Regions from separate parts of the Homo sapiens genome. Here region 1 is linked to region 2. Evidence: chromatin loops called from intact Hi-C (ENCODE). Cell type or tissue: psoas muscle. All regions are shown on one strand. Each heading gives the region's core, and the rest is flanking DNA. Links, peaks and the distances in the headings are about the cores only.

Region 1 (9,804 bases), core at 1,081-9,080, 230 kb before region 2:
GAACCTCTGGGCCCACACCCACAAGAACCCCCCACCACTGCCCAAGGGAGAAGCACTTTAGGTATAGTATGCTGATAATTGAAGAGAGACCTGAAAGGGTGGTAGGGTCTGGGAAGATGCTGAGGTAACAACAGTTGAGCTTGCTGGTTCTAACTCCTTCCTCTCCTCTAGGCAGAGATCTGTTATATCTGAAGTTCCGCCAGAGAAGGTAAGGCCACAAATCCTGGTTATCTGCCTCTGTCATGTAGAGATACAAAAATCATCTTTCTCCCTCCCTCACTTTCCAGACATAGTAAGTCATCAATCCCTGTCACTCCACTTGAAAATACTTCCCAGACCCATCCCATTTTCTCCATCCTCCTGACTTGAGTTTCTATCTATCAAGTCCATCCACAGTGACTTTATGTGTATCCCGACTAACCTGAAAAGCTCCTGGCCTTCCCAGCTGGGATAAGTAGACATTCAGTGGTTAGTGTTGGGGGACAGTTGGTAGTATGTACCAAACTACCGCTGGCTCCAGTATCAAAAGAGAACACAGGACTCTAAGCACTGCTTTCACCAGAGTTAAACAACACCACCTAGGCATTTGAAAAATGGTCGAGTACTTTTTCCCTAACTGCAACATCAAAAACAATGAATTAATTGCTATTCCCTATAACCTAACGCTACCTTTTTGTGCTAGCAGGAGAAAGGGGGAGATGCTCCAAGCCCACAGTGATTCATAACTTTTTTTTTTTTTTGAGATGGAGTCTAGCTCTGTTGCCCAGGCTGGAGTGCAATGACACAATCTCGGCTCACTGCAACCTACGCCTCCTGGGTTCAAGCGATTCTCCTGCCCCAGCCTCCTGAGTAGCTGAGATTACAGGCACACGCCACCGCGCCTGGCTAATTTTTGTATATTTAGTAGAGACGGGGTTTCACATGTTGGTTAGGCTGGTTCTCGAACTCCTGACTTCGTGATCCACCTGCCTCAGCCTCCCAAAGTCCTGGGATTACAGGTGTGAGTCATCGTGCCTGGCCCGTATGTTAACTTTTTACAATACACACAGCATAGACCCAGATGCTGGCTGTGCGGGTCGCTGGTCAGGCTTGCTGCTTGTCTTCTGAGATACAAGCTGGGGTAGCAGGGTCCCAGCATAGGCAGAAACCAGGCTCTGTTCCTGCCTGAGAGACGAGGTTTAACCAGGAGATTCCCAGTGGCCGGTGACACCGCACGAAAGGGATAAACAACCACACGGCTGGTTCTTATGCTCCGTAATCACTCTGCTGAGTGTCCTGGATCCCTTACCACCTGCCAACAGCATGCCTCTTTCCTTGTCCCCTTCAGCAAATGCCAGGTGCCAGGCATTGCTCTGGGCACTGGTTACAAACATCAGTGAAGACCGGCGAGTCCTGATCTCATGGAGTTTTCATTTGTAATCCGTATAGTGTGATTAGGGAGCATCCATGACCAAATTATAAACCTACGAGGCCCAGGCTGGCCCCAGGTGACGCTGGTAACTCACATGGCCACACGCTGTGGTTTTCACACATGTAGGCTGAGCCATGAGCCGCTCCCCTCCCAGGCTCTCAGACCTGACTCACAGTCATCTCTGTCTCGAGTCCTTACACCAACTCACCACCTAAAACATATCTGAGGCATCTGCTACTATTCGTGTAAGGCTCCAGGGTGGATGCTCTAGATATTAACAACCACAAGTTCTGGATTTTCTGGAATGATCCTAATTCTGAAACTATTCTAGTCAATCGCTAGATAAGAAATCGATGAAATTTTAATATTGTGGCATCTAAATGACATCCTCTAAAATGCCCAAAGCCTGAGGTGGTGGTGGTGGTTGGGTCTTCTGTTAGATTACAAAAAGCAGTAAGGGGATCTGGGGAAGCTTCCCTGGCTCATACCTGGGTTTCCCACCTCCTAGTCGTATTTTCTTGGCAAGTTACATAATCTCTCCATGACATAACTTCCTTGCCTATAGTAAATGATGATAATGAAAGTACCTACCTCTACATTATTGTGATGATGAAATGAGTCAACATACAGAGCCTAGACCACAGCTGGCCACACAGAAAGCCTGGTGGATATTAGCTAATATTATTGTTGTGGTTGTTATTGCTATTTAGTGTTGAGGATTTCTTTCATTATTTGGAAAACCCCATCACCACAGGAATGGGGGTTACAAAGAAAGCCCTTGCTTTTTTTCCCCCACCTTCTAGACAGGGTCACACTATGTCACCCTGGATAGAATGCAATGGCGTGATCATGGCTAACCGCAGCCTTGATCTCATGGGTTCAAGTGATCCTCCGCCTCCCAAGTAGCTGGGACTACAGGCATATGCCACCACAGCTGGCTAATTTTTAAATTTTTTGTACAGACTGGGTCTCACTATATTGCCCAGGCTGGTATGGAACTCCTGGGCTCAAGCAATTCTCCAACCTCAGCCTCCTAAAGTGCTGGGATTATAGGCATGAGCCACTGTGCCTGGCTGTCCTTATTATTTATTATTATTTTTTTAATCTGTCACTAAGATTGAACTTGGCCTTTTAAAATGCTTTCTGATACTCCCCTCTCCAACCCCATTTCCACATGAGCTCTGCCACATTTCACTTTGGGCCCTGAATATTTCTGAGCTGAGTTGCCAGGACTGCTGAATGCTAATCACCATGGCTCCACTCTATATAAGTGTTGTTGCCAGAATAATCCTCTTAAAACACAGCCTTAACATGCTCTTTTCCTCCCAACAATGCCTTCTTGTTCTAGAGTGGATTAAGGGTAAAGCTCCTCATCTTTTTATGTTGGCATCTTACTAACCTAGCCTAGCCCACCTGCCAGTTCTCGCCTCCTCCCAAGCTGGGTCACCCCTTTAAACCACCTAAAAATTTATTCCAGGTCATTTCTACCTCTGTCCACCACACCAATGCCTTCTAAAGAAACCTCTTTTTCTCTCCAAAGCCTTCAATCTTAAGGCTTTCATTTCTTCACACAGCCTAACTGATCCACTGCTGCCTATGTGAATCTATCCACCAACTCTTCTGCTCATGTTGAGCTATATCATTTCTTTTTTTTTCTTACTTGGTGTTTTGCCTCCTACGTGCAAGTCTGGTCTCCCATGACAGACTCTAAAATTCTCAAGGGCAAGCATGGTGTCGTATATTCCTTGTTTTCCATCTTCTCTTCTCTTTCCCTACCAATGTCCGTGTAAGCAATTCAGAAATACTTGTAATTTTTGAAACTCTTTGCACAGCTTATCATTATAAACTCTTGCTAACATTTGGCCATAATTAATGAACCTGATTCGAGTCGCAAAATCCAAACACATAGCCACAGCTGTTGGGCTCTTAACAGCAGAACCAGTTTCCCCACTTGTTTTCCACCTTGGCTTAAAATCACATCCACTCCTCACCTGAGCTAGAGGCATCTCTCTGAGTCCTTTCCACTGTCAACTGGGACACGGGCTTTGGAGGTGATGCCCTCCATTCAGGATCTCATCTACTTTTAACATGTTCCTGGAGTTTGCTCATAGATTCTGTGGAATCTGTCTCTCCAACAGGGCACATCCATCCCATCTCCAGCTTCCCCCTTTCCCTATACAGGCCACTGTCATCACTCACCTTGACGACTGCAGACGACTCCTAACGATTCGACTGTCAGTCTTTCCCACTTCTAATCTAGCAATGGCTCATTCAACAAATACCTGCTGTGTGCCTACTATGTAAAAAGCATAAATAATAATGTTGGAAAGAAGTGGATGCAACGCGAGGCTCTCAGGGTGTCAAAGGAAAACCTCGTTAAACTTGGCTCTCTAGCTCCATATTTGGTGAGAATAAGGTGGGTGACATTGACATCCACATTCTAAAACAAGTCATTAGAAGGCCAGGTGTGGTGGCTCATACCTGTAATCCCAGCACTTTCAGAGGCTGAGGCGGGCAGATCACTTGAGGTCAGGAGTTCAAGAACAGCCTGGCCAACATGGTGAAACCCCATCTCTGCTAAAAATACAAAAAATTAGCCGGGTATGTTGGTACACACCTGTAATCCCAGCTACTCAGGAGGCTGAGGCAGGAGAATCGCTTGAACCTGGGAGGCGGAGATGCAGTGAGCTGAGATCGCATCACTGCACTCCAGCCTGGGTGACAGAACCAGATTCAGTATCAAAATAAATAAATGAAATGAAATAAAATAAAATAAAACAAGTCATTAGAAAATGAAGCTCCTTGAATTGCTGCTAGCTTGTAGACCAAATGCAACCGTTTTCTTAGAGCTGTGCTATTAAGCAAAGAGAAACAACAGTGGGCTAAGTGAGAAAAAAATAAGGCACTACTTACACATGTGCATCTTGATTTGGTTGCTCATGATGGAGAATCAAGTAAAGGGTCACAATGAAGAATCATGGCATGGAATCAGGTATAAAACCTTTTGTTTGGGGTAATAATTATGCATTCAGTCAAAACTATAACTTGGTTGCAGTCAAAATGATAGGTTTTTATTTTAAAAAGATTCCATTTCCATAATGGTGTTCTCTGGCATCTAAATAATTGCTTTCCTAAAAGATGGGAACTGTTAGGTGGAGCTGAGAAAAGATACTGAGTTCTCCATAAGTTAAGGCCACCAACAACTAAAATTATCTTCTCCAATATCCATTGATTCTATTTAACATTTATCTTTCTGAGTTTTCTTTTACTATAGCGGTTTCCCTTCAACTCCCTCCCTTGCCTTACCCATAAGGCTGCGTGGTCAGAATTCCTATTTTATGGTATGCTATGTTCTGAGACTGGCAGCTCATGAAACCAGGCAGCTGTAAGAAATGACAAATTTCAACAGTACAGCTATAGAGAAGGCAGCTCGGTCAAGGATGTTAAATGGTCAGATGGAAAGCAAATCCCCCAGAGGCCAGGTATTTCTAAAGATCAGCTGTGTGGCATCTTACAGAAAATCCTAGAGCCTGGTATCATTGAGACTGCAGCCCTCCTCTCTCAGTTGAAACGAATGATCAAGACGTGGTACCAGAGCACCACCTGCTGGCTCACAGGTGACAGTGTCTTACACAAAATACTTTCTACAAGATGGTCATTTTGATCTGTTAAGTAAGAATTTGCAAGAGACAGGTGTGAAAACACAGTTGTGGTTTTGCACTTCTGGGGCTGTGTATATGAATACTGTTGGTCAGAGAATATTATACTATCATGGATAGTAGTTTTGTTGTTTTGAATAAAACAATTTTATCTCAATGCTTTCTTGATTTTAACTTAAAAATTTTAACATTTTACTAACATAAAATGTCATGAAGTACTTTGGTAACCCAGTCCATTTAAAAGAAATTAAACTAGTTTTAGATACTAGTGTTTCCTTTATAAGCTAAACCTATACTTGTTTTAATGGTTCCCTCAAATTTTCTCTATTAGGTGCTACCTTTACAAGCAAATGTATAAGTGGTCCTTTATTTACTTGAAGATTCTGAGGTCATAAATCTGACGTAAGTTCCATTTACAAATGATGAGTGCGTTAAACATCTGGGAATGCATAACCAAAGTCTAGCATTACACATGAATATTTTTAAACCTCAAGGAAGTATGATTTCATTCTTTAAATACCAGGCTTCAAAAAAAGTATGATTTCTTCACTTTAAATCATTTCTTTATCCGTAAAGCTTTAATGAAAGTATTATTCCCATTGCTGTCTACTTGGCCTTATCCAATGAACAATAAAAAATTCTTCTTTTGCTTTGTTTGGTAGTTTTTGACTATAGAGGACATCATCTAATGCTTTTCCCTATGTACTTTGCAAGGTCTTAAATGACAATACAAGTACGTTTCCAAAAATGTAACACAGCATTTATTGTGTCTGAACTCAACTCTCTCAGTGCAACCATGAACGTGCCTTGAGAAACTTGGTAAAAGCTTTGAACTTTTTTGGGGCAGAAAGGTATCACAAACTGAAATTAAACCTAGAATTAAGGCTTTTATACAAAATGTATACAAAGATCAAGTTCTGCTCTCTGACACATAGGAAAGAAAGCAAGAGTGGGGAGGGGGAGAGCCTAAACAGATGTGTTTTTGTATCATGCAGTCGACTTCTGCATCTGAAACGTAACTCAGCGAAACAGAAACCCAGCCATGTGACTCCTTTTCTGTAGAGAATAGAGTTGAACACAGTATCCCGAAGTCACAGGGCATGTGCTAGACATTCACTTATTCATATTTCTGCCTTCTTTATAAACAGAAATTAATATTACACTGCTGTGTATGTGTGTCTGCTTTTCTTGAGTACTTTATTATTCTCTCCAGATGCCCACCTGATGTACCTCATTCTCACAATTAAAACAGTTATATGGTTAAACACACAGGAATAGACTTAGTTAGCATGTGGTGTAACAAATGAACTCACATAAAATTTACATGATTTAATTAGCTGATAATGGGTCATTAATTGAGGGACTGAAGAAAGGAAACATATTCTCTTGGACACATAAAGGCGCCATTCAGGAAGAATAGATTTGTTTTTACTCAGCCCTTCTCAGGAGAACCACCTGTGCAAATACGGGGCTCAAGTCAGATGACAAGCAGGGTTTTTATGGGACCAGGAAGATTTTCATCTCCATGACAACCTTCCTGGTTCCAAACAGAGAATGTTATTTTTCTGGACTCCTCATCTCAGCCACACCAGTGGACTCAATTCGGCCCTGACATGCATCTGAACACTCTTTCTTGGACAGCCATTATTAACCTGGGCTGCTTCTGACAAATCATTTGGTTGGTGATTACAGATCTGACATATTTTGTAATGACTCCATTTTCTGAGGGCTTCATTTTCAAGAAGTGAAATAATGCTGTGACTTAACACCTCCCTGCAACCACAAGCCACTTTCCCATCTCCAAAGTATACCACTTTTTATTAAGGAGGTCTTATACCCACATAAGTCACTAGCTTGTATATATAAAGATAACTGCGTTAGTATCATTTAAGTGCATGTATATGATCTAATTTTTCATTATATTAATTAACAACATAATTGATTGACCTGTGGGGAAATACACAAAAAGGCTTCCTGGGAAATTCTCTCCAAGTAAGTATGGAAAAAGCAAAACAACAATGTTTTCATATGAATGTGCTTGTGATAGGAAAAGGATAGTCTCTGTAGCAACTCCAGCAAGTGCCCTTGGCTCTTTGGAAATGATATTCTATCTAGTTTTTTATTTATAGCCAAATCCCGTTCCTAGTCTAAGATAGTGTGACACCCATGGGAGGTGGCTTGGAATTTGAGAGTATGAGATTACGAAGCTGAAGGCAAAGATTTTGCTTTTTAATTAAGAACTAAACTATACTTTTATACACGATGACATTTTATGTAACTGGTTACCCACGAATAATCATTTGGGAGCACTTCTGATATGAAATTACCCTCTGATTGAGCCCTTTGAGAAAACCCCAGTCCTTAAAGATAGACTTTGCTTCAGGATTCAAGGCACAGAATTAAAAGTCATAGAATTTAATTCACCCAACTATCTTTACTCCATCAAGATTTTTGTTATTGTTTTAGCAGAATCAGACTACAAATACACTGGGTAGAAATAATAATGCAAAAATACCTCTCCCAAACAAAAATTGCAAAACATCAATTGGTTATTCAAATTAAAAAAAACATTTTATTTAACAAACCAGTAGACCTATCAGAAAATCAGGATTTTTCAAATTGTCTACCTTGTGGATGATATTCTATTGAATTTGTCAAGCCTTCGAAGCTTGGAACCTTACAATACGAATTACTATTTGTTTAATATACATATTACTAAGTAACTTGTTTATTAAAGGTCATTTATTTTCATCATCAGAAACTTACTGGGTATCAGAAGAGCACACATATTCAAACTGCATCAGTTTATAGGTGATTTGATATGTCCTCTTGTTTTTTTAAAAAAAAACAGCACATAAAGTCAGTGTGAGGAAAAATAAGCTCTATTTAAAAATTTGAGGCAAAAAATAAAATTGCGCTGGATTAGAGACCCCCAACCGACTTTCCAACCAATCCCTCTGTAATAAGCACAGAGGAGGCACTCAACCATCTTTTGGATGGTCAAGTGAACTCATTTAAATATGACAAGTATCCCCCCTAAGACTCCCATGAATCAACACAGCCACAAACCATGGAACTCAGGTACGGGCAGGTAGAGAGCAGGTAGAAAAAAAATAAAGGAAATGGTGTCCACTGTGATCCCCTCCATCCATGTGAAACTCATTATCTCTGCACTGAGATAAAATACACAAGATATCCTCAGAACAATTTCAAGTCTGAATATCAACATAAGCAGAATAACAGGGTGCAGGTGGTACCTCAGGGCTGAGAGAGCACAGGCCCCAGGGCTGGTCAGGTTGATCTTGCAACGTCCGTTTCTGAAGTCGGGCCTGGGCAGGATAACAGTTTTCTGATCATATAATTAATGATTGGCATCTCCCAGTCTCAGGAAAAGGCAAACCATATTCAGGGAATAAATGTGTACAACAAAGATGAAAAGGTTGACATCTTTAATACAAATAAAGCTTTTCTACATCAATAAGAAAAAAGATAAACAGCCCAGCCCAGTAACAGGGAACATAAGCAACTGCACCAAAGAAGAAATACAATTGGCTAATGAAAAAGAAAATAAAATTCAATCCAACTAGATAACAATCAGCTACTCAAATAATCTAGTGCCACTTTTTACTCAACAACATGGCCAAAGTTGAAAATAACCCTGTATTATGGAAGGGGCAGGGAAAAGACTTACTCGAATATGATCTGTGGGAAAGCAATAGTCACAACTTTTCTGGAGAGATATCTAAAATGATGACACAAATATTCCAATTCTAGAAATTTTTCTTAAGGAAAACATAAGTTAATGGAAGGATTTACATATAATTATCTTCAGGCACGGTGGCTCATGCCTGTAACCCCAGTACTTAGGGAGGTTGACGCAGGAGGATGGCTTGAGCCCAGGTTGAGGATGCAATCAGCTATGACTGTGCCACTGTACTCCAGCAGCCCAGGTGACCATGTCTCAAAAAAAAAAAAAACAAAAAAACAAAAAAAACTTCAACCCAGCATTGTTTTTAATGGTAAAAATAACCATAGTAATAGGTGAGGTAAATTGCATCACAGCCAGCACAGGCATAGGTTGAATACTACATAGCCATTAAAAGCCCTGAGGCTGAAAAACTACCTAATGACAAAATATTGTTTGTGGAACACTGCAAAGTAAAAGTAGGCAACAATACACTCAGAAAATGATCTCTTTTTAAAAACATTTATGCACACATATAAGCATAGATTTCATTCTCATTTTTTTTTTTGAGACGAAGTCTCGCTCTTGTCCCCCAAGCTGGAGTGCAATGGTGAGATCTCAGTTCACAGCAACCTCTGCTTCCCGAGTTCAAGTGATTCTCCTCCCTCAGCCTCCCGAGTAGCTGGGATTACAGGCACCTGCCACCATATGCCTGGATAATTTTTGTATTTTTAGTAGAGATGGGGTTTCACCATGTTGGCCAGGCTGGTCTCAACTCCTGACCTCAGGTGATCCGCCCGCCTTGGCCTCCCAAAGTGCTGGGATTACAGGCGTGAGCCACCGTGCCCGGCCATTTCATTCTCATTTTCTACCACCCCCTCATGAAGCACACGTAAGGCATAGGTATTTTTCTGTATTGTGAGATGACAGGTTACTTCTCACTCTGAGCTTTCCAGTGCTTTTAGAAATGAAACTGTATCACTTCTGTAACTTGGAGAAGTTATGGAGTTTGACAATGTCAGGTCTAATTAGAATCAGCCATATGAGAA
Region 2 (9,804 bases), core at 997-8,996:
GATGGAGTCCAGGGATGCTGTTATATATCTTACAATGCATAAGACAGCCCCCGACAACAACAATAAAAAGACTTATCTAGCCCAAAATGTCAATAGTGCTGAGGCTGAGAAAACATGATGTCAACTCAGAGTCCTCAAATTCACAATGCTTCTTTTTACAAGTACACCACTTTCCTAGTATTTATTATGTGCTTTAAAGGAGTCATGCCTGGGCATTTTCTGATTGGAATGCATATAATCTTATTATAGGAAATGTTTAAAATCTTTTATATCATAGTTAGGAAATTATGTAGATTGTATAAAATATATAGATTATACTAGCTTTGAGCTTCATTTCTGGATAATACAATTGCTAGAACAGGAATCAATGGCTTGGATCCCTCAGGTTCAACACTGGGAGCTGGGATGGGTGCAGCTTCCTCAGAGACCATTGAGCCTCCAGGGGAGGGATGGATGCTGGAGGGAAACTGGGGCTCTGTGAGGGAGGAGGAAGAGGAGAATGCTGCACAGACAGTAAACAGGGTCTACTATAATTCCTAGTGTTTGCAAAGATCCAGATTTAGCTCCTGGGGAAGCCTAACTGTATTTCCTACCTTGTTACTTTATAATCTTCTTTCTTTTGTAGCTTCAACTCATTTCAGTAGATTATGTTATTTGCAACCAAAAAGATCCAGAAGTAAAACAAAGGCAGGTGGGAAGATAATGTAAGTGAAGGAAAAAATAGTTTGATATCCTCGTAAGTTTAAAGAAGGACTGTTATAGATATGAATTAAAATTGTCTTGCCTGTTGCCTTTTATCAGCAGATGTGGCTATGGGGCTTATCCGTTTACAAATTTGAAAAAGATGGAGAAAACTTAGGCTTCATATTGAAGATGCTGCAGAGTTTGCATGTGGGCAACAAAGGCTTCACAACAAACGAGGTGTCATGGGAAAAATAAGAGCTGAAAACGTTTCCTGCCTCTGGGAAGTTGGTGCTATGAAAGTTTCCTCTGCTAAGTAATCAAGTAGCACATTTCTCTACTGGTCTGTGAAGAAGAAGGCAGTACTATGGCTGACGAGTTAAACTTTTCTTTGCAGCTTCGAACCTCACTGTGCGTGAGAATCTCAGCATATGTGTCCAAGCCTACCTCTGCATGTTTGGGTTTAAATCAGATTCCTGGATACTGCTCTAAGGGATGACAGTCTTAGTAGGTCCTGTGGGTGCCTGGGAATCTGCATTTTAAACAAATGCTTCCTCCTCATCCTTTATTCCCCTCTCCTCTTCATGATTTTGATCCAGGCTTTGAGAATTTTGCTTTAGATGTAATGATTCTTGTCTTTTTCATGACTGAGGCAAGAGTTGGGAAAGACAGTGCTGCCAGCTTGTCGTGCTGCAGTGAGCTTACTCAGATCCGTTTGTCAGCTCAGCTTTCTGACTGCTTAGAGAGCCAGAGAAGCTGGCTCTTCTGGGAATGGCTGACATTCCCGCGACAATGGAATTTCCTTTGCTGCAGAAGATGTGGCTTGCATCACGCTGTGCACAGATTTTGTTGCTACTCAGTAAGATTTCCCTGAAGTGGCCTCAATTGAGTGATGGCTAGGAATGGGGCTTGCAGGCCCTGAGAGCACACTGATTGCAGTGTGAACATCATGCAGGGTTTTGCAATGCAGAGGAAAATGGTGTTGGGCCAGTGATCATGTCGGCTGCCTTATGAAATGTACTTCTTGTGCCCTCGCAGAGGAGTTACTCTTGATACTGACCAGGGTTAGCGGAAGTGATGAATGTATTTATATGTGTATATAACCCCTGATGGGTTGAAGTTTCTGTGTTTTCAATGGACTTTGATGTGGAGGAGAAAATACATTTCAAGAAGAAATCCCTGTAGGAGAGAAGCCTGGGTGCCTTCCCCCTCCCCCAAAGGCATTCTGATCCAGATAGAAAGCAGGCCCTGAGGATATAAAAATTTGAAGTGCTGTGGAAAACAGTAATTTCAGCTGGGACTGCTGGTGGGTGTGGAGAGATGACTCAGATTCATGAAAGAGAATCAAAGACATCCTGGAAAGAAGAAATGTGTTTGGTAGCATATGGCTGTTTTGCCTTTTTCTTTCTGGGAATGGGGGAGCTTTGAGAAGGAATACAGGGCATATACTAGTGTTAGGGAGGACTAGGGAGCTAGATGTCACCTGCCAAGGCCAGAGGTGTCCTTAGAAAGAACAATAGGCCATCTTGGTGACAGAAATGGTACTAGTGCTTCCTGGATAGCAAATACCAGGAACTCTGTAGCACTGCTCTCCTCACCCTTCCCCATAACTGACATTGCCAGTGGATCACAGTGCCCTTTTTCACTTGAGGCAGTCATTAGCAACACGTCAGAGTTAGCACTCCAGATGAGATTGAAGATACTTAAGCATTCCACCGAAGAAGATCAGAGAGAACTTCTCAGACCAGATGAAATGTAGAAACAAGACAAATATCACAGAATGGTTCCAAAGCTTCAAAATATCTTGGGGGATTCTCTGATTCCTTTCTAAGGACTGTGAGAAACCTAAGATAATTTATATCAATGACAATAAAAGCAGCTATTATTTGTCAAACACTTTCAATATGCAGGCACTGAGCTATTTTTGTGTCATTTAATCCTCATAGCAGTGTTGTGAGGGGCTGACATTCCTATTTTACAGGTGAAGAAACTGAGCTCAGAGAGGTTGATTGACTTTCTCAGGGTCACACAGCTGATAGGTTGTAGCCTACTGTCATTACTATATTTTACTCCCCCTGCAGTTACCCTTTTATCTCATTCCTCATATTCTCCCTCCAATGTTTATCTTATATTTAGAGTTTACCTGTCACCTATAGTCAGGTAGTGTTTCCTACACTCAAAAGGGTGCAAAACTGCATGGGTGCATGCACACAAATACACACACACATCCTCTAAGGGTAGCTAAGGCATCCCTCCCCTGTACTCCCACAGTACCTTATGATTACTCCAATCAAAGCACGTATCACTCTGTTTTTAATTCCCTTATTACTTATTTCCCCCATAAGACTGAAATCATTTAACACAGGGACTTTTTTTTTTTGAGACAGAGTCTTGCTCTGTCGCCCAGACTGGGGTGCAGTGGCGCAATCTCGGCTCACTGCAAGCTCCACCTCGCGGGTTCACGCCATTCTCCTGCCTCAGCCTCCCCAGTAGCTGGGACTACGGGCGCCCGCCACCACGCCCTGCTAATTTTTTTTGAATTTTTAGTAGAGACGGGGTTTCATCATGTTAGCCAGGATGGTCTCGATCTCCTGACCTCGTGATCCACCTGCCTCGGCCTCCCAAAGTGCTGGGATTACAGGCGTGAGCCACCGCGCCCGGCAACACAGGGACTTTCTTGTTTATTTTCTGTACGCTTTCGATAACTAAATTATTAAGATTCCAAGTTGTTCCATAACTTGGCAGAATACTATCTTGGTATCTTGAATGTGGTATCTCGTATTCAATGAGCAACCATATACGTGTTGCTCATTGAGTATTCTGACACCTTTTTTTCAATAAACTTCTGTATAGAAACACTGTGTGAACAGTACTTGCCAGTTGGTATTTTGAGCCCTCAAATTGGTGAGATTTTTGTAGGATAGGATAAAAGCTCTAAGTGAAATGCTATGATTCTTTCTTTCCCCAAAGAGTATGAGGCTCTTTGAGCAAAACACATGTGTATATGCATACTTCTGTCTATATACATTTTAATAATAACAATAGCTGTCATTGACAACTATTAATTGACAACTTAATATGTTATAGGCCTGTGCTAAGACCCCAAGTAACATTCTCTCATTTGTCTTTTGCCTTAGGATATGTTTTGAGCATAATTTTCCAGAAGAGAAAATTGAGGCTCAGAGAAGTTAGGAAATCTGCCTGAGGCCACACAGCCAGGAAATGACTGAGCTAATATTCTGACCTAAAACGTTTACCTACACAGTGTCAGTCTTAAGCAGGCATTTAGAATCCAGAGGGCTTGGGCTCAAGATTATCTCTCTCAGTCTGGTGAATGCAAGGTAATGCAAAGGATTAGCCCCAGTCAGACTTCTGACCAGCTCCCTGAGGTTTGTTTATCCTCTGAATTACCTGTGCGAAGATTTCTGCCATCGCCATCTCCCCTTTCTCTGCTTGTGGAGAGTGGGCTCAGGAGTGAGGGGAAGCATGCAGAAATTGTTAGTTGACACCTCGCCCTGGTCATTCCCATGACTTATGAGTGCACATCAGACACACAGTTGCCAAACACTCTCGCGTGATACTCATTTTCCCTGGGTCCCAGCTGCCTATGAGTCCAGAAAGAAAGCTGGGGCCAGCGCTGGGGTCAGCCAAACAAACAGATGGAGATGAGCAGAGGTGACAGCCGATCACTCCTCGGCATCTGCTGGGCCTGTCGCGGCTGCTCTGGCTGGCTGATGCCTTGACCCAGCTAATCCTGTTGGTCATCCTGGTGCCGGCTGTGTTGTGTCACTCATCCTACCCTTGGGGTGACTTCTGCTTTCCTTTGGAAAGTCAGATGGATAATGCTGGACTGCTTGCCTCCGTCCTGGTCTTGGGTCAGCCAAGCCCTCACATGGACTAAAGGGCTATCCAAGGTGCCAGTCTCTAGGGAGTTTACAGATAATATTAGTCTATCTCCAGGTACTTCCCATTTTGGCATTTTGTTATCTGACACCAACAGTGCTTCTATTCCTGCTGTGGTTAGCTAAGGTTTTAAGAATACCGTGCTAAAAGAGTAAAAGACCCAGGCTTATGTGGGGGTGGTTTTTTGGGTCCATGGCCACAAACTTCACCCATCCCTCTACCTCTCTAATAGTTCCTGAGCACCTATTATGTGCCAATCACTGTATTAGGATTACTGCCAAATCGATAGTGAAAAAATCCAATTTCATTAGTGCCACCACAGAACGTAGAATCCACTAGAGGAGCTGAAAAATAAACTAGCTAGAAATAGATTGATATAATTACGATTTGAGCAAAGTCATAAAGGAGAAGAGTGTTGCAGGAAGTGGTAGGTGAAGACCCAGAAGCAGCCAGCAGCTTTACTCCTTCTAGGAACTGAAAGGTGGCCCTGGTACTGGGGTGTGGTAGATGGCGGGGAGCGGGGAGGAGATTGGGAAGGCCAGGAGGGCACAGGTCAGATCATGTGAGGGAGCTTGAGCTTGTTTTTTTTTGTTTTTTTTTTTGTTGTTGTTGTTTTGTTTTAAGTTCCGGGATACATGTGTTGCCAGACGTGCGGTTTTGTTACATAGGTAAATGTGTGCCATGGTGGTTTGCTGCACCTGTCAACCTATCACCTTAGATATTAAGCCCCGCATGCGTTAGCTATTTATTCTGATGCTGTCTCTCCCCCGCCCACCCCCTGCCCCCAATAGGCTCCAGTGTGTGTTTTTCCCCTCCCTGTGTCCATGTGTTCTCATTGTTCAGATCCCACTTATAAGCGAGAAGGTGTGGTGTTTGGTTTTCTGTTCCTCCATTAGTTTGCTGAGAATAATGACTTTCAGCTCCATCCATGTCCCTGTAAAGGACATGATCATATTATTTTTTTTTTGTTTTTGAGACTGAGTCTTGCTCTGTCGCCCAGGCTGGAGTGCAGTGGCGTAGTCTCGGCTCACTGCAAGCTCCGCCTCCCAGGTTCAAGTGATTCTCCCGCCTGAACCACCCGAGTAGCTGGGACTACAGGTGTGTGCCACCACTCCCGGCTAATTTTTTGTATTTTTAGTAGAGACGGGGTTTCACCGTGTTAGCCAGGATGGTGTCTATCTCCTGACCTCATGATCCACCTGCCTCGGCCTCCCAAAGTGCTGGGATTACAGGCATGAACCACCGTGCCTGGCTAATCTTATTCCTTTTTATTGCTGTATAGTATTCCATTGTGTACATGTACCACATTTTCTTTATCCAGTCTATCACTGATGTGTATTTGGGTTGATTCCATGTCTTTGCTATTGTGAACAGCTTGGGTTTTATTTGAGTTTCACTGGAACACACTGAAGGGTTTCAAGCAGGTGAATGACATAATCTGGGTGACATTTTAAAATAACTCATCTTCTTGCAGTGTGGAGAATATTTGGGACAGAGTTAGAGTGGAAGAAGTAAAATAAATTAAGAGGCTATCACAGTGCCTCGGGAAAACTAAGATAGCTATAACAGCAGTGGAGAAAAGTCAAGGATCTTAAGATTATTCTTTGTGGTCATGTGGAAACAAAATGACAATAGGTCAATGGCCTGGGTGACTCAACTTCTCTGCTGCAAGTTAAAAATTCTAAAAAATAATCTATTTAGAAATTACCCTTCTCATCATGTATTAAGTGAAAGTAATTGGACAACTGAACACAGATTTTGTGCAAGAATATACATTGCAATGCTGTTCATAATAGCAAAAAATTCTCCATGAGTTTTTCCAAATATCAAACCTAGGAACTTGTTTAACATATCACAGTTCACTATATAATGCTATTACATGAAACAATTGTCATACATCTATTTATTGATATGGAGAGATATTCATAGTGTAGTGAGTGAATAGAGCATATTTAAAATCATATGGACAATATGATGATGCCATTGTTTGGTTACATCTGCAAAGAAAACTCTTAAATAACATGCAGTGAACATATTAACAATAATGAATACTGGGTATGAGAAATTATGGGCAATTACAAATCTTTTCATCATCTGTATTTTCTGTTTATTTCACCATATATTAGATTGGTGTAATTTTAATAATTTAAAAATCATTTCCTGTACATAGGTAGTGGATTAGATGTGATAAGCTTCAAATACACTACATATATTTATCTGTGTTGTTGCTAAACACATTGGTTTACTCACTGAATCTTTGTACGTGCCTTATTTTCCCCTTTCTCTTTTTGTAATCTTCATTTATGTCATTTTGGAATATCTTTCTCACTTTCCTTCCTTGTGTCTAAATTCACTCTTCCATAAATAGGGTGAGCACATAATTTCTTATACTAACTGCAACACTTATGAGAATGAAAAGAGGCTGGGTGCAGTGGCTCATGCCTGTAATCCCAGCACTGTGGGAGGCTGAGATGGGTAGATCACCTGAGGTCAGGAATTCAAGACCAGCCTAGCCAACATGGCGAAACCCTGTCTCTACTTAAAACATAAAAATTAGCCAGGTGTGGTGGCGGGTGCCTGTAGTCCCAGCTACTAAGGAGGCTGAGGCAGGACAATTGCTTGAACTTGGGAGGCAGAGGCTGTAGTGAGCCGAGATCATGCCATTGCACTCCAGCCTGGGTGACGGAGAGAGACTCCATCTCAAAAAAAAAAAGAAAAAAGAAAAAAAAAAAGAATGAAAAGAATAAATATGATACCAGGACAACAAGTATAAACTGATGTTGTCACAGCCAAATCAGTATACTTGGTCAATCATAGTAGCCCCTTAGTTAGTTTGTATTTCCACTATAATACTCTCTCTGCCATTTTGAACTCTAATTATTCTTATATTTCATCCTTGGCAATAGTTACAAATATACCTTTTGCTATTGGTTCTTTTTCAGATTGTTATTTACATCTTTGATCGTCATTGATCATTTCACCTGCTTGTATGTTCTTTGTTAACTGGATGCCAAACTCAGTAATAGCAGATACTGTGTTGTTTACAGGGCCCCTCTCACTTCAATGCTAGTACAATGCCTTATAACTCATAAATGCTTAATAAGTGTTGTGATTAGTTAGTAGTAAAATTGTTCCACTATTCCAGGCAAATGAAAAAAATATATAGTTAACTCAGGTCAGAAAGAGAGTGAAGGCAAGACCCCCTGGGAAGGTGCAGCTAGCAGAAACATTGCCAAATCAAATCAGGTTTCCAGTTTACCAAGAGTCAGCGAGCCCTATGGACATACTCTAACCCAAACTGGGGAAATTGGGAACAAATGATTTTGGAACCCCACATATTTGGGGATGGGGTGGGGAGACCTTCACAGGCTTGTAGGCCACATGGCAGTTTCAAGTTTTTCATACACAAGACTTGGAAGTGAAAGTCAGAAGTGATTAAAAATACACATCTTACAGATGTCTGGATACTGTTCAAATCCCCAAAAGTGTGATAGAAAATGCAGTTGCTTTCCAGATTTTTAGGGCGGAAAAAAAAGCCACCGTGGTCCCTTTGTCTCCTTATTAAATGGGTATGGTTCAAGTGACGTTTTAAATTTGTAGTGTTATGTCAGCTGCCTGTTTACCTTTTGAGCGGCCCTGAAACTGAAAACAGGGTAATTGGAGGAACACGTGATGTGTCCCAGGACATGAAAAGTCCGTATTATTTTTAGCATATGCCAAGTAAGCCTAGGTAAGTGTAACATGCATATAAACATAATTTATGGAAATGAAAAATATAAAAACCTTGATACTGTCTCCCTGATACCAAAATAGAACAAAATTATCGTCTTTTTACATTTTTCTACATTCTCATTTTTTAAAAGAAAATTTTAATTTTATTTATTTTACTTTTTAAAAAAGCACTCTGTAACCATGTCCAGCTGTTTGGCTTTGTTTATAATAACCTGTTTACTTATCATCAATTTAAACACATGATCTGAACATCTGTCTCCTTCTACCCCAACTTATTTGCTTTCAGTCTTTATTTCAGCTTGAACTTGAAGTCAACATCTTTTTTTCTGGGGCTCAAAGGAGTGCAGAGACCCTAGAGGTGTTTCCTTGCAGAGGACTTGAGAGGTATGTTTAATTTAAGAAGTCACATCCCCCTCCCTTCCTAAAAAAGAAAAAAAAAAAGAATTGTCTCTGTTACACAGGCAGAGAACAAAACGGGAAAGAAAGGCACTTTGTTTTGCCAGACAAAGACAGGCTATCAATTTTCATAAATCTGCATTCCCAAGACAACTGCTCATGTCTGGTAAGGGGTCTATTTCTTTGAACTTACATACCAGAAAGTATTTTTTCCCTTGTCTCAGAAAGCTGAAGAATACAGTTTAATAATAGTAGTATTTGTATAATTTAATCAATATAAGACAGATAATTTTATTGATCTCAACAATTCTTTTTCATAAGAATAGGGGTAGTGGACGTGGGAAGGGTGTGCAGAGCTGAATAGGGAAGTCTTAAACACAATTTATGCAAATACACTTTCTGATTGTCCAGAGAACACTCTTTGCAAATGTAAAAATTATACGTGTATGTGCTTGTTCATATGTATTTATGTGTATATCTATCAGTTGCTAATTATAATATGGACATTTACATGCAGTAATTAAACAAGAACCTGGCACATCTGAAAGAGGACTGACAATCTGTGATTAAAAAATATTTTGCAAAAAGCCAAACATTCCCCAAATTTACTGGTTTTCAAGTCTTATAACCTTTCATCTTGTTCTTTTCCTTCTTCCCCTCCAGTTTTAACCACTGAGCAACTGACACGCTTGGACAAATAAAACCCTAGCCATACACAGATATCAACACCAAGCATGCATATGTATAGTATCTGTTCATCTTAATTCATTTCTCAGCAAAGTTTTATACCTGGGTCTTTGAGACAGAGGGGGCTCATGTTGTTAAGACTGCCTAGCATACATACAGTTAGTTGTATAATGAGATCCCATAAATCGTTAAGCATAGATCAGTTAAAACAACACATTGAAAGAGGGCACAACTTGGATTTTTAAAGTTGGTAGTTGTTCCCGTGTATCCATAGTATCAGAGAGTGTCAGGCTTTGATTTTTGGGGTAATTTAGACCAGGGATTCCTACCTGGCTGATGACCTGAGTCATTTCATGTGCCTGACATATGTGTGGCTTTCCTGGCCTCTCTTCTAGAGATTTTGAT

The links. A loop is a pair of places that touch in the nucleus more often than their neighbours do. Peaks named below come from ENCODE experiments on the same cell type or tissue, not always from the same donor. Only the 100,000 strongest peaks of a DNase experiment are listed, where the experiment ranks them.
Region 1: it touches region 2 in a loop (2.3-fold over the local background); 4 of 110 quality-filtered maps call a loop at or near these places.

The regions. Positions count from the first base shown.
Region 1 is chr3:73,497,863-73,507,666 of GRCh38, forward strand. The region is part of intron 3 of PDZRN3 (PDZ domain containing ring finger 3); the gene reads right to left. Among named protein-coding and RNA genes, the nearest start is that of PDZRN3-AS1, 120 kb to the right of the region's middle. RefSeq lists enhancers at 1,633-1,712, 4,805-4,874. In psoas muscle, for the core only: a CTCF peak has its summit at 5,022 (motif pointing left); a DNase peak (open chromatin) is centred at 5,009; H3K4me3 peaks cover 1,909 bases; H3K27ac peaks cover 4,189 bases.
Region 2 is chr3:73,725,761-73,735,564 of GRCh38, forward strand. No RefSeq gene overlaps it. Among named protein-coding and RNA genes, the nearest start is that of LINC02005, 79 kb to the right of the region's middle. In psoas muscle, for the core only: no CTCF peak of the experiment used is centred there; a DNase peak (open chromatin) is centred at 4,381; H3K4me3 peaks cover 861 bases; H3K27ac peaks cover 5,345 bases.